Regions from separate parts of the Mus musculus genome. Here all the other regions are linked to region 1. A link is a loop called in an ENCODE intact Hi-C map of the cell type or tissue named here. Cell type or tissue: heart. All regions are shown on one strand. Region 1 holds the start of Mtmr4 (myotubularin related protein 4). Region 2 holds the start of Rnu1a1 (U1a1 small nuclear RNA). Region 3 overlaps Tex14 (testis expressed gene 14). Region 4 holds the start of Rnu3b4 (U3B small nuclear RNA 4).

The links. Hi-C counts contacts between places; a loop is a spot of excess contacts. Peaks named below come from ENCODE experiments on the same cell type or tissue, not always from the same donor. Only the 100,000 strongest peaks of a DNase experiment are listed, where the experiment ranks them.
Region 2: it touches region 1 in a loop (3-fold over the local background); 3 of 42 quality-filtered maps call a loop at or near these places.
Region 3: a loop joins it to region 1, with 2.2 times the contacts of the local background. A loop is called at or near these places in 3 of 42 quality-filtered maps.
Region 4: it touches region 1 in a loop (2.1-fold over the local background); 2 of 42 quality-filtered maps call a loop at or near these places.

Annotation. Positions count from the first base shown.
Region 1 is chr11:87,591,266-87,593,765 of GRCm38, reverse strand. Mtmr4 (myotubularin related protein 4) reads right to left here and starts at 1,600. Exons shown (of 19, transcript NM_133215.2): 1 at 1,516-1,600; 2 at 333-377. The coding sequence starts at 335. In heart, CTCF peaks have their summits at 1,186 and 1,963; DNase peaks (open chromatin) are centred at 945, 1,775 and 2,435; H3K4me3 peaks cover 2,374 bases; H3K27ac peaks cover 2,060 bases.
Region 2 is chr11:87,421,861-87,424,360 of GRCm38, reverse strand. The region is part of intron 1 of Tex14 (testis expressed gene 14); the gene reads right to left. It overlaps Rnu1a1 (U1a1 small nuclear RNA), which reads right to left and starts at 1,494; the gene lies at 1,331-1,494. RefSeq lists an enhancer at 648-2,011. In heart, no CTCF peak of the experiment used is centred here; DNase peaks (open chromatin) are centred at 1,360 and 1,740; H3K4me3 peaks cover 1,019 bases; H3K27ac peaks cover 1,045 bases.
Region 3 is chr11:87,518,562-87,521,061 of GRCm38, reverse strand. It overlaps Tex14 (testis expressed gene 14), which reads right to left. Exons shown (of 31, transcript NM_031386.2): 16 at 1,325-1,407; 17 at 143-424. Among named protein-coding and RNA genes, the nearest start is that of Gm34000, 47 kb to the left of the region's middle. In heart, a CTCF peak has its summit at 1,544 (motif pointing right); no DNase peak of the experiment used is centred here.
Region 4 is chr11:87,461,861-87,464,360 of GRCm38, reverse strand. All of the region lies in intron 2 of Tex14 (testis expressed gene 14), which reads right to left. It overlaps Rnu3b4 (U3B small nuclear RNA 4), which reads right to left and starts at 2,075; the gene lies at 1,858-2,075. In heart, a CTCF peak has its summit at 1,280 (motif pointing right); DNase peaks (open chromatin) are centred at 1,470, 1,853 and 2,390; H3K4me3 peaks cover 163 bases; H3K27ac peaks cover 158 bases.

The DNA of each region.
Region 1 (2,500 bases):
TTGCCTATCATGTACAAGGCCCCACACTGCATTCACCTGCAATCTTAACACTTAGGAGATGGAGGGAGAAAGAGGGATTGCCCACAAGTTCAAGGCTGGCATGGGCTACATGTCTAGTACCAGGCTAACCAAAACTCTACAGCAAGAACCTGTCTCAAAACAACACTGCCCATCCAAAAAAAAAAAAAAAAAAAAGCATCAGGGCAAATGAGCCTGTTTAGGAAGTGAACAGAGTAACCAGGGGCACTAGGGCCAAGAGAGGTGGGGCAGCTTCCCTGAGTCAGACTGGAGGATGAGACACACAGTGGTATGAGGGAAAAGGAGCTACTCACCATTCTACCTTGGCGAGGGTCCTGGCTGCCTGCTCCTGCTCGTCACTAAAGGAGACAGAACACAAGAGGAAAGTGCACGGTCATTAACATCACCATAGAATCAACGATTGTCACACGGGTCTACCCCTGAACTTCTCTGCAACTCATTTTCCTCCACCACAGAGGATCCGGCGTCTCAAAAAGTCACCACACCAGTCAGGCAATGGAAGAAGCAACAAGTGACCCTGCCCGGTGAGAATTCCACCACAAAAGTTCCTGAGCAAGGCTAAGTATCATCCTAGCTTACTCAGCAGAACTCAAACGTTCTGATCCCCACACCCAGCAGTAGAGCACTCCAAACCCTGCTCTCTACAAAAGAGAAGAAATTCCAACTCTGAAGAGACAAAGACTGCCCAACTGGGACTCACTTTTGGCCCTGGTAGGGGCATGAATCCACAGGGCAGTTCGGCCAGTCTCTGAGTCTAGGAGTAGCACCCACCTGACCTGTTACTGGGGGCAGAGTCCAGAGCAGAGGACAAGAGGGAGAGGACCACAACCTGTGATAAAAGAGCAGCAGGGTTGGCCCGGTCCTGCTGAGCATACTTGAGACCAAGTAGGTGAAGGTTTGAGGGAGGAGGCCACACAACAGGAGCAGAATTAGGCCAGTCCGGCCTGGGAGACAACATCTGTCAAATGGGTCGAATTAACAAGGATTTCAAGTTAAGGCCTCCTGGGCCCACTTAGGGAGCCAGGTCTGAATTTCACCGACACTCCTTCATGTTTGGTATGCTCGAGGGGTGTGCAGCAGAGCCCCATAGGAGGCTACGGCGATTAAAGCCTCCATTGTGATCCTACCAACCTTCCCTCCCTCACGGGGGAGCCCGCAAGCGGCCAGCCGGAGGTGCTGCCTCACGGCTCCCTGGCTCGCGGCCTGAGAAACAGAGAGAGGAAGGGAGCGACAAGGACCAGGCCTAGGAGGCCCAGGGTTCTCACAGTTAGGGACTCTGGTCTTAGGGTGGGGGGTGGGGGAGGATGGGCTAAGCAGCCAGGAGATCCAGGTGCCCAGGTTTTAGGGGCGGGGCCAAGGCCTCGGAGGCGGAGCCCCAAATGACAGAGGGCGGGACTCAAGAGAGCCGGCGAGGGCCGGGCAGGACTTGGTCGTTGTGGTTCCCAGGCTGGCAGTGCACGGGGTACAGTGACTCACCCAGGCGGCGTCCGCCCGACCCTCCAAAGCCGCGCTCTCACCACTTCCGTCTCCCGCAGCTGCTGAGGCCGCGCAGCTCGAACCCCACCACGGTCCCTTGTCCCCAACCAATCGTATCTCTAGCCTCTACCCGCCCTGGCCAATAGCCACGCGAAGTCCCGCCCTGCCTCACCACGCAGCCGCCGCCCTCACTCTCCACGCTGCTCACTGGTCCAGTGGGCAGACGCCCTCTCAGCTTGTAACCTATCCGGCACCCGGAGACCAGACAGTACCCGGAGGGAGGAGGCTTGGCGCCAGAGAGCAGACACGACCAATAGGAAATCACAGCGCGTCCCTCTGGCAGCCAATGGGAGAGGAGTAAGAGGGGTCGCAGCCTAGGGCTCCGGGGACAGGAAGTACGGCCGCCCGTCGCCTACTGGTAGCGCAACTGGGGGGCGGGACATTGCAGGGAATGGTAGCAGTCACTTCCGGTGACGACCCCGCCCGAGAGGTAGTTCGCAAATGACCTCGCGGTGGCTCAGCGTTTTAACCCAGTGGTGTTTCTGTTTTGCTCCAGTAATGCGAGAAAGGAAGGGTAGCATGCCGGCTAGGAAAGGGGAAGGTCCCTTCCCAAACTCTCGGTTCCATCACTCTCGTGTTTCGTCGCCCGGTCGATGGAAAAGAAAATCCTGGATTTTTTTTTTTTTTTTTTGTCTGCGAAAGAGAAGAGCTGGGTTCGGGAACTGCTGAAGCCACAGGAATGGAAAACGTGAAAGACCCTCCTAGAAGGCCTGGGAGGAAGGAGCTCTCGGACTGGCAGCGCTGGCGGTTCCCTTTGCGTATCTGGACTGGTTGTTAACGACCGACCAACCTTGCCGTCCTTCGAGACCTGCATTGCCGCCAGTCCAGAGTCTCTCAGCCAAGAGAGAAAAACTGGGTCTGACTGCCATTAGCTAGCTGCGGCTTCTTAGTCTGTAAAAGGGGTAGAGGGACAAGACTGAAGCGC
Region 2 (2,500 bases), 170 kb after region 1:
TCCCACCCAGGCATATCTAAATAACTTGTTAGATAACTTCCTGAGCCTTCTGCTTCTACCTTCCTGATGTTTGAACTACAGCTTCACACTCCTTAACATGTAGCTCTATTTTAACAACCAACAAGTTAGCAAGTAGGGCTGAAGAGATGGCTCAGTGATTAAGAGCACTTGTACTGTAGAAGAGACCAGGGTGCAATTTGGGAACCTACATGGTAGCTCAAACACAACTATCCATAACTCCAGTTCCAGAGTATTCAATGCCCTCTTCTGACTTTCTTAGGTGCCAGTCATGCAGGTGGTGCACCTATATATACATACAAGCAAGAAACACTTATACACCCTGGGAGTGGTGTGGCATGCTTTCTTTCTTTACTTATTTATTTATTTATTTATTTATTTATTTATTATAAGTACACTGCGTCAGATCTCGTTACAGGTGGTTGTGAGCCACCATGTGGTTGCTGGGATTTGAACTCCAGACCTTCAGAAGAGCAGTCGGGTGCTCTTACCCACTGAGCCATCTCACCAGCCCCGTGGCATGCTTTTAATTCCAACACTTGAAAGACTTCTATGAGTTCGAGGCCAGCCTAGTCTACCAAGTGAGGCCAGTCAAGGCTGTTACACAGAGTCTTGACGGCTTCCTCACTCCCCCTTCAAGTCTCACAAATAAACAAAAACAAAGAAAACACATACACACAAAGCTAGAACTCATCTTTTTACTATGCAGTGTTGGTTTGAAGCTAGTAACTTAAACATGCTAGGCAACAGTTCTACTACTAACCCATATCCTTTCCTTCAAATTTTGCTTATGCTTCACAACAAAACACAAAACCTGGTACTTTATATGTACCTGGTACTTTATATGTAGACCACGTTGGTCTCTTCCCTGCCTCTGCCTTCCAAAATCTTACAAACCAGTTTTTTGGTACTTAAATTTATAGGTCAACTTAGAGATCAAATTTTATTCAGTGGGAACGATACACCCAGAGTTCTAGGGACATTGTAAACATAATCATATTGTCAGGTGTAGGAAAAGACTTACAAACAGGACAAGCCTTGGGTAATATCAATATCCAGAACCAATCGAATGTAACATTCAATTCAACTGACTGAAAAGTGAGCTTATGCTCTCAGACTGACAGTTTGAAACCCGCAACTCCTTACAGAAGACTTAACAAGAACAATGGCGCAATAAGGACAAATTAACACATACAGGCAGCAAAATGAACACTACGTTATTTTTCTATAGTAAGACACGACTGTGCCTAACAAACCTAATAACCATATTCGCGGTATCGCTAGTGCAAGCTATTTTTAAAACCAAGTAAACCAGGGGAGAGCGCGAACGCAGTCCCCCACTACCACAAATTATGCAGTCGAGTTTCCCGCATTTGGGGAAATCGCAGGGGTCAGCACATCCGGAGTGCAATGGATAAGCCTCGCCCTGGGAAAACCACCTTCGTGATCATGGTATCTCCCCTGCCAGGTAAGTATGAGTTGCGTGGCCACGGAGCCTGAACAGCATGATATGCGTAGCATTTCATAGTTACGGTAAATATTTAAGCCTCATTAAAACACTCTATAACTTCATGTGTACTGGCTCCCACATTTTAAAACACTTAGAAGAATTGGTAGGCTAAGAGTTTTTCCAAAACTACACTGTAAAAATCACAAATATTTGGAAGCAGTTGCTTTTCCCAGTTTGCTCCTGAATTCTCATCTACATAGTACCGCCTCCATAGTGACTCGTTTCCTGTACCCAAAAACCCGCCTCCCTGTCAGCGGGAAAATACCACTGAACCTAAAGCAGATGGTATTTCGCTTTGTTTTTTGTTCTGTAGCCTTTTTTGTTCTAACAATAGGCATTTACTTTCATAAATGTAGGAGTCGGATGCACAGTCTTTAGTGTGAATTAACACTAAGAGGAACAACAAAAACAGCCGCACTGTGAAAACCGGTATAGAAAGGTTAATTTTAAAAGTACATTACTTGTGGACTGTCTTACTCTGCCTAATAAATCATAAAAATGCTCAGACTTCATGAACAGTAAGGATGTTTGCCTCCAAGCCCGACAAATGGGGTTTGATTCCAGACACCTACACTGTAAAAGGAAAGAACAAGTTCCGTTTGTTTGTTTGTTTAGAATGAGAAGTGAGATAAAACCTGTCAGAGATTAGCCTGAAAAACAGGAGAGATGTATAGCCTGGACTCCGGGTTTGGAAGCATTCCAGAATCCTGATTTGATATTCTACTATCAGTCCTTTCTTTCCTCAGTATGCAGTTCAGGCTCTTTCTCACATTTAAGATCCTCTTTCCTCAGCTTCCGAGAAAACAGCTGAGCTGCCTGGAAGAGGTGTAGACCAGAGAGAGTCACTCTCCAACCTGTTGAGCTGCCTGCAGGCTGGACAATGACCTCCAGGTTCCCAGTTCTGAGCTGTGACCCGTGCTGGGGTGGGCCGTGGTGATGCAGCTGTCTTTGAGTCATTTCTGCTCCTGTAAG
Region 3 (2,500 bases), 73 kb after region 1:
ATAGGGAAATTAATTTCTTCACCTTTGAACACAGGGTTCTCAGCAAAGGAGACAGGACCAAGCAAAGGGACTACGCTAGAAGTGCACACATTTTGAGAGCTGGCAAATTAGATCACCCAACCAGCTCCTCCAATGAACTTACCAGTGAAGCGCTGGAGGCCTGTCCATCTGCTGTGCTTGTTCTTGTCACAGTCACTGTTGTCCATTTTGCCAAACTTCGTATTTCCTTTGGGCTCATCATTTTCCCTCTGGTATTCTAAAATGTGCTGCCATTCTGTGCTCTCAGGACCTCTAATTGGGGGCCGTGGCAAAGGAGTGCTCTCATTTTCAACCTTACTCTCAAAAGGCGCACTACTCTGAGGATTCCAAGGAGGTAATAAGAGCTGTCCGGAAACTGCTTTCTCTGCCATTTCTTTTACTGCCACTGGGCACAAGAGAAAGTAGCATTTAAAACATCACTGCAAACACTAGAGACAAGAAATTTTAACCTTAAAAGATAGAATACTATTGCAGCCATCTCCTAACAATAACTGCTGGAGTACACTTTCATTGTCCTTATCTTGCCCGCTTGCCTTTAAGGGGAGGGGATGACAAAGAGCTACGACCGACTACAGGAAATTCCCCCAATTAATATCCCATGCTGCTGAATTCCAGTTGCAAGCAGTAGAGAACTTACAGGTGGATCCTCTGCTGACTCAATGAGGAAAATCCTAACTGAAATTCCCAGGTTATAGAACTCACCATTTGCCTGACCTTTCTAGACCACACTGAGCCCAAATCTTTGGGAGCGACTACACACCTAGGAAGCTGTTACAGAAGAGTATTACAGAGTATGTGAGAGAAACACTGCATATTCTCCATTTTAATAACGTTTATGGGTTAAATACACTGTGCACTGTTTTACTACATGCTATACAATATATATCTATACAGATGATAGAAACTTTTCCTACAATTTTAAAAATAGGAAAGCACTTTTCTTCTACAGTCTAATCAGAAGAGCTGTGCTTTCATTATCCAACAGTCTTGTAGAAGAAAAGGGTTCGTGTGTATGAAACAGTGTTATGATCCTAGTCAGTGAAGCCTGTGCTAGATTTAAAAGGCACGCCCTAGGTTCACACCCAGAACCATAAAACAAACAAAACTGATGATAATCAAGAATTAGAGTTTTCACTCATCAGCTGAGCCTGCATGCCTATACCCATAATACTCAGGGATCATGAGGCTAAGGCCAGCTGAGCAACATAGTGAGATCCTGTCTCAAAAAAAAAAAAACAATAAATAAATATTACCTTAAATAATAAACCCATGACTTCATACTTACATCTCCATTTCAAGTGTGCCTCTCCATTATCCTCATTATTTCTTGACTTAGTAGCATAGATTTCAGAAGACACAGACGCCATACTGATCCAAAGTTGTATCATTCAGGGTAGAAGTGACATAGATACAAATAACATCTATTTGTTCATGTTCCTAACAGAATTCAAAACCCATAGCCCTCCTTCCCTACTCCTAGTTGACGCACTGACTCAGACTTACCACCAGAGAGCACCACATCACCAGACTAAGGCCCTCCACCTGCCAGCCCTTTGAGGACTGGATGACTCAGGTCTTCATGAGTGTCCTGAGTCAGATAAGGGTGCACGAGTTAGCTGAGTAACTCTTCACTTGGATCCCTGATTCCCTACACCTTTCCTGGCTGAGAAATAAAAAGGGTGAGTAAAAATCTCTCTATAATGTTGTTGTTAATATCCAACTTCTAACAGTGTTCCTGGGAGATCTTCAGAAGTAGAAGAAACTGACAGTGTCTGTTCTTGGCTGTTGCCAAGTCTACCCTGCCCCCAATAAGACAAATCACACACATTAAAGGTTCTGCTTGGGCCTTTCTATCAAAATTCTCTGGCACCAAACTGACACCGGATGCAAGGATCTTAAGGCACAACAAGTACCCTGAAGAACAAAGTTTTTCTGGTTTCAGGATCCTGCTTGCTTAGTAGGACATCTGTCTTGTGTTAGTGAATGTCAGTCTCTCTGAACCAAGCTTCTTCACCTGCAAATCAGAGCAGTCTCTCTTCCTCTAAATACCCCATGATTTTACCCATTTTGTCATGTATTAAAGTAGTCCTTCAGGGATGGGCATGGGGTACATGCCTTTAATCTCAGTCTTCTGCAGGCAGAGTTGGCAGATCTTGGTGAGTTCCAGGCCAGGCAGGACTATAAAGTGAACCCCTGTTTCAAATACTAGCAACAATACTAGAAACAATAAATAATAATAATAACAACAACAACTCTTCAAAAGTTTGTGATCCGTGGCCCAGCTATGAAATCCTTGTTGCTCAGAATGCACTACCACCCAGCTGGACCAGAAATGAGAGATCAGATCTGACCAGATGCTTCCAAGAGCTTTTTGGCAACAACTATGAAAGATCTGTAAAATGTTCAAAGCCTGTAAAGAATTCTGCTCCTGGGAAACTATCCTGAATACTTAACCAAAAAT
Region 4 (2,500 bases), 130 kb after region 1:
CTGGGATTTGAACTCTGGACCTTCGGAAGAGCAGTCGGGTGCTCTTACCCACTGAGCCATCTCACCAGCCCCCACTTTTAATTTTTAACATCACCAGGTGAATGTAACATAAGTCACTGAGCAATTTGCCCCAGGGTCTCCCTGTGCAGCCCAAGTGGGGCTTATATTGGTGATCCTCCTTTCCAAACTTACTTTCTTTCTTTTTTTAAAAAGATTTTATTATTACATCAGAAGGCATCAGATCTCATTACGGGTGGTTGTGAGCCACCATGTGGTTGCTGGGAATTGAACTCAGGATCTAGAGAAGAGCAGTCAGTGCTCTTAACCGCTGAGCCATCTCTCCAGCCCTACCAAACTTTATTACACTACTGGGGATGGAAACCAAAGGCTCTGAAAGCACCAGTCAAATGCTCTATAATAAGCCATAACTTTACATACAGAGTTTGGTTAGATATTCATTTATTACATTGCTGAGGCTAGTCCTGAATTCTTGGATTCAAGTGACCCTCTTCTTTGATGTTGGGATTTCATATGCCTTTAAGTAATGTATTTAGTTTCTTAGTTTTGGTTGCTTTCTTTCTTTCTTTCTTTCTTTCTTTCTTTCTTTCTTTCTTTTTCGAGACAGGGTTTCTCTTTATAGCCCTTGGCTGTCCTGGAACTTACTTTGTAGACCAGGCTGGCCTCGAACTCAGAAATCCGCCTGCCTCTGCCTCCGGAGTGCTGGGATTAAAGGCGTGCGACACCATGCCCGGCCTTTCTTTCTTCTCTTTTTTGTTTTTGTACTGAGACTTTTGAACCCAGAGGTCTTCTTCATGATGGGCAAGTACTCTACGACTGAGAGCAGAGCAGCTTATACTGACTTTTAAAAAGCCTAGGCCACCGTTAACTCATTATGTGTAGATGAGGAGGACTTTGAAATCCCAATCCTTCAGCTTCTACTTTTCAAGTGCTAGGATTGTAGGGGACCACCACACACGGTTTCTGTTATGTCACAGCTTTCTGCCGAACCCCCAGCCCTAGTTTATGAATATAGCAATGTCGTAATGTACATAATTACTTTGCATAACATGTCAGGGAATGAAAACAAGCCTGTCAAGGTGTATATATAAAATTCATGTCAAAACCCTTTGTATTTTGCATGTAACTTTCACTAAAAATTGTTCAGTGTGGTGGAACATGATTATAACACTTATGCAAATCGTCAAAGGATGAGTGACCAACTAACAGCTCTCCAAGTAATTTACTTTTTTTTTTTTTTTAATTATATGTAAGTACACTGTAGCTGTCTTCAGACACCCCAGAAGAGGGAGTCAGATCTCATTACGGATGGTTGTGAGCCACCATGTGGTTGCTGGGATTTGAACTTCAGATCTTCCGGAAGAGCAGTCAGGTGCTCTTACCCACTGAGCCATCTCACCAGCCGGTAATTTACTTTTCAATAGTTATGTGCACATATAAAACACCCAAGCCAGACCTTCCAGGGATGTGATCCTCAGTGAGTTCCGGCAGTTGTGGCCCATGCCTTTAATCTCAACATTTGGGGGGCAGAGTCTGAAGGACTGCTGAGTTCAAGGCCAACCAGGGTTACACAAAGAAACCCTGTCTTGGAAAAATCCAAAGAAACAAACAAAAAACACTTCAAAAAAGCTAATACAAGTAAGAGCAAGAATTAATATGTACTATACTAACTCATAACACAGCTTAACAAAATAAGAATAAAAAGAGAATGGCACAGTACACAGTCTAAAGCACCAAAGTGCTCAAAAAGCGTTCACCATAGAAAGGACAAACCACTGAGAGAACCTTAAAGAAGAGAAAATAAGTTTTCTGACTTTTCCAAACATGTAAAATAAAACCGCGTCCACTCAGACTGCGTTCCCTCCCTCTCACCCTCCCAAAGGAGGGAAGAACGATCATCAATGGCAGGAGGCAGCTGCAGTCAAGCAGCACCTAGAGCCGGCTTCACGCTCAGGAGGGAACGCTACGTCTCGTCCTCGTGGTTTCGGGTGCTCTACACAGTCAGAGAAACTTCTCTAGTAACGAACTATAGAAATGATCCCTGAAAGTATAGTCTTAACCTCACGCTCCACACCGCGCCGCACTGCACCGGCCGCCCCCACATCTTAGTCACGGCGACTGACGCACAGACGACCCGTGACATCCCTGTCCGCGCCTCTATCTCACACCGCGTCTGCCCTCGCGGGGACACCTTCTCTGACAGACCGACACCTCTCCAGACCCCGTCCACGGGGCATTTTGAGTCGCTACCGTGTCCCTACACCACGCAGACTGTCACCGCGATTAGCATACGGTCGCCGAACAGCCAATCGGATCACAGTCCTCTCTTGACCCGTCCCACTTCCGCCTGCGACGGGTCACTGGCGGCCACTCGCCTCCCTGTCGCTCGCCCGGGACTGCGCTTCTGCCATGCGTAAGCTTCGCGAAGCCGCAAGTTCGCAGACGCGCGACAGTTTATAGACATTGGGCTCAAGCCTGAAGC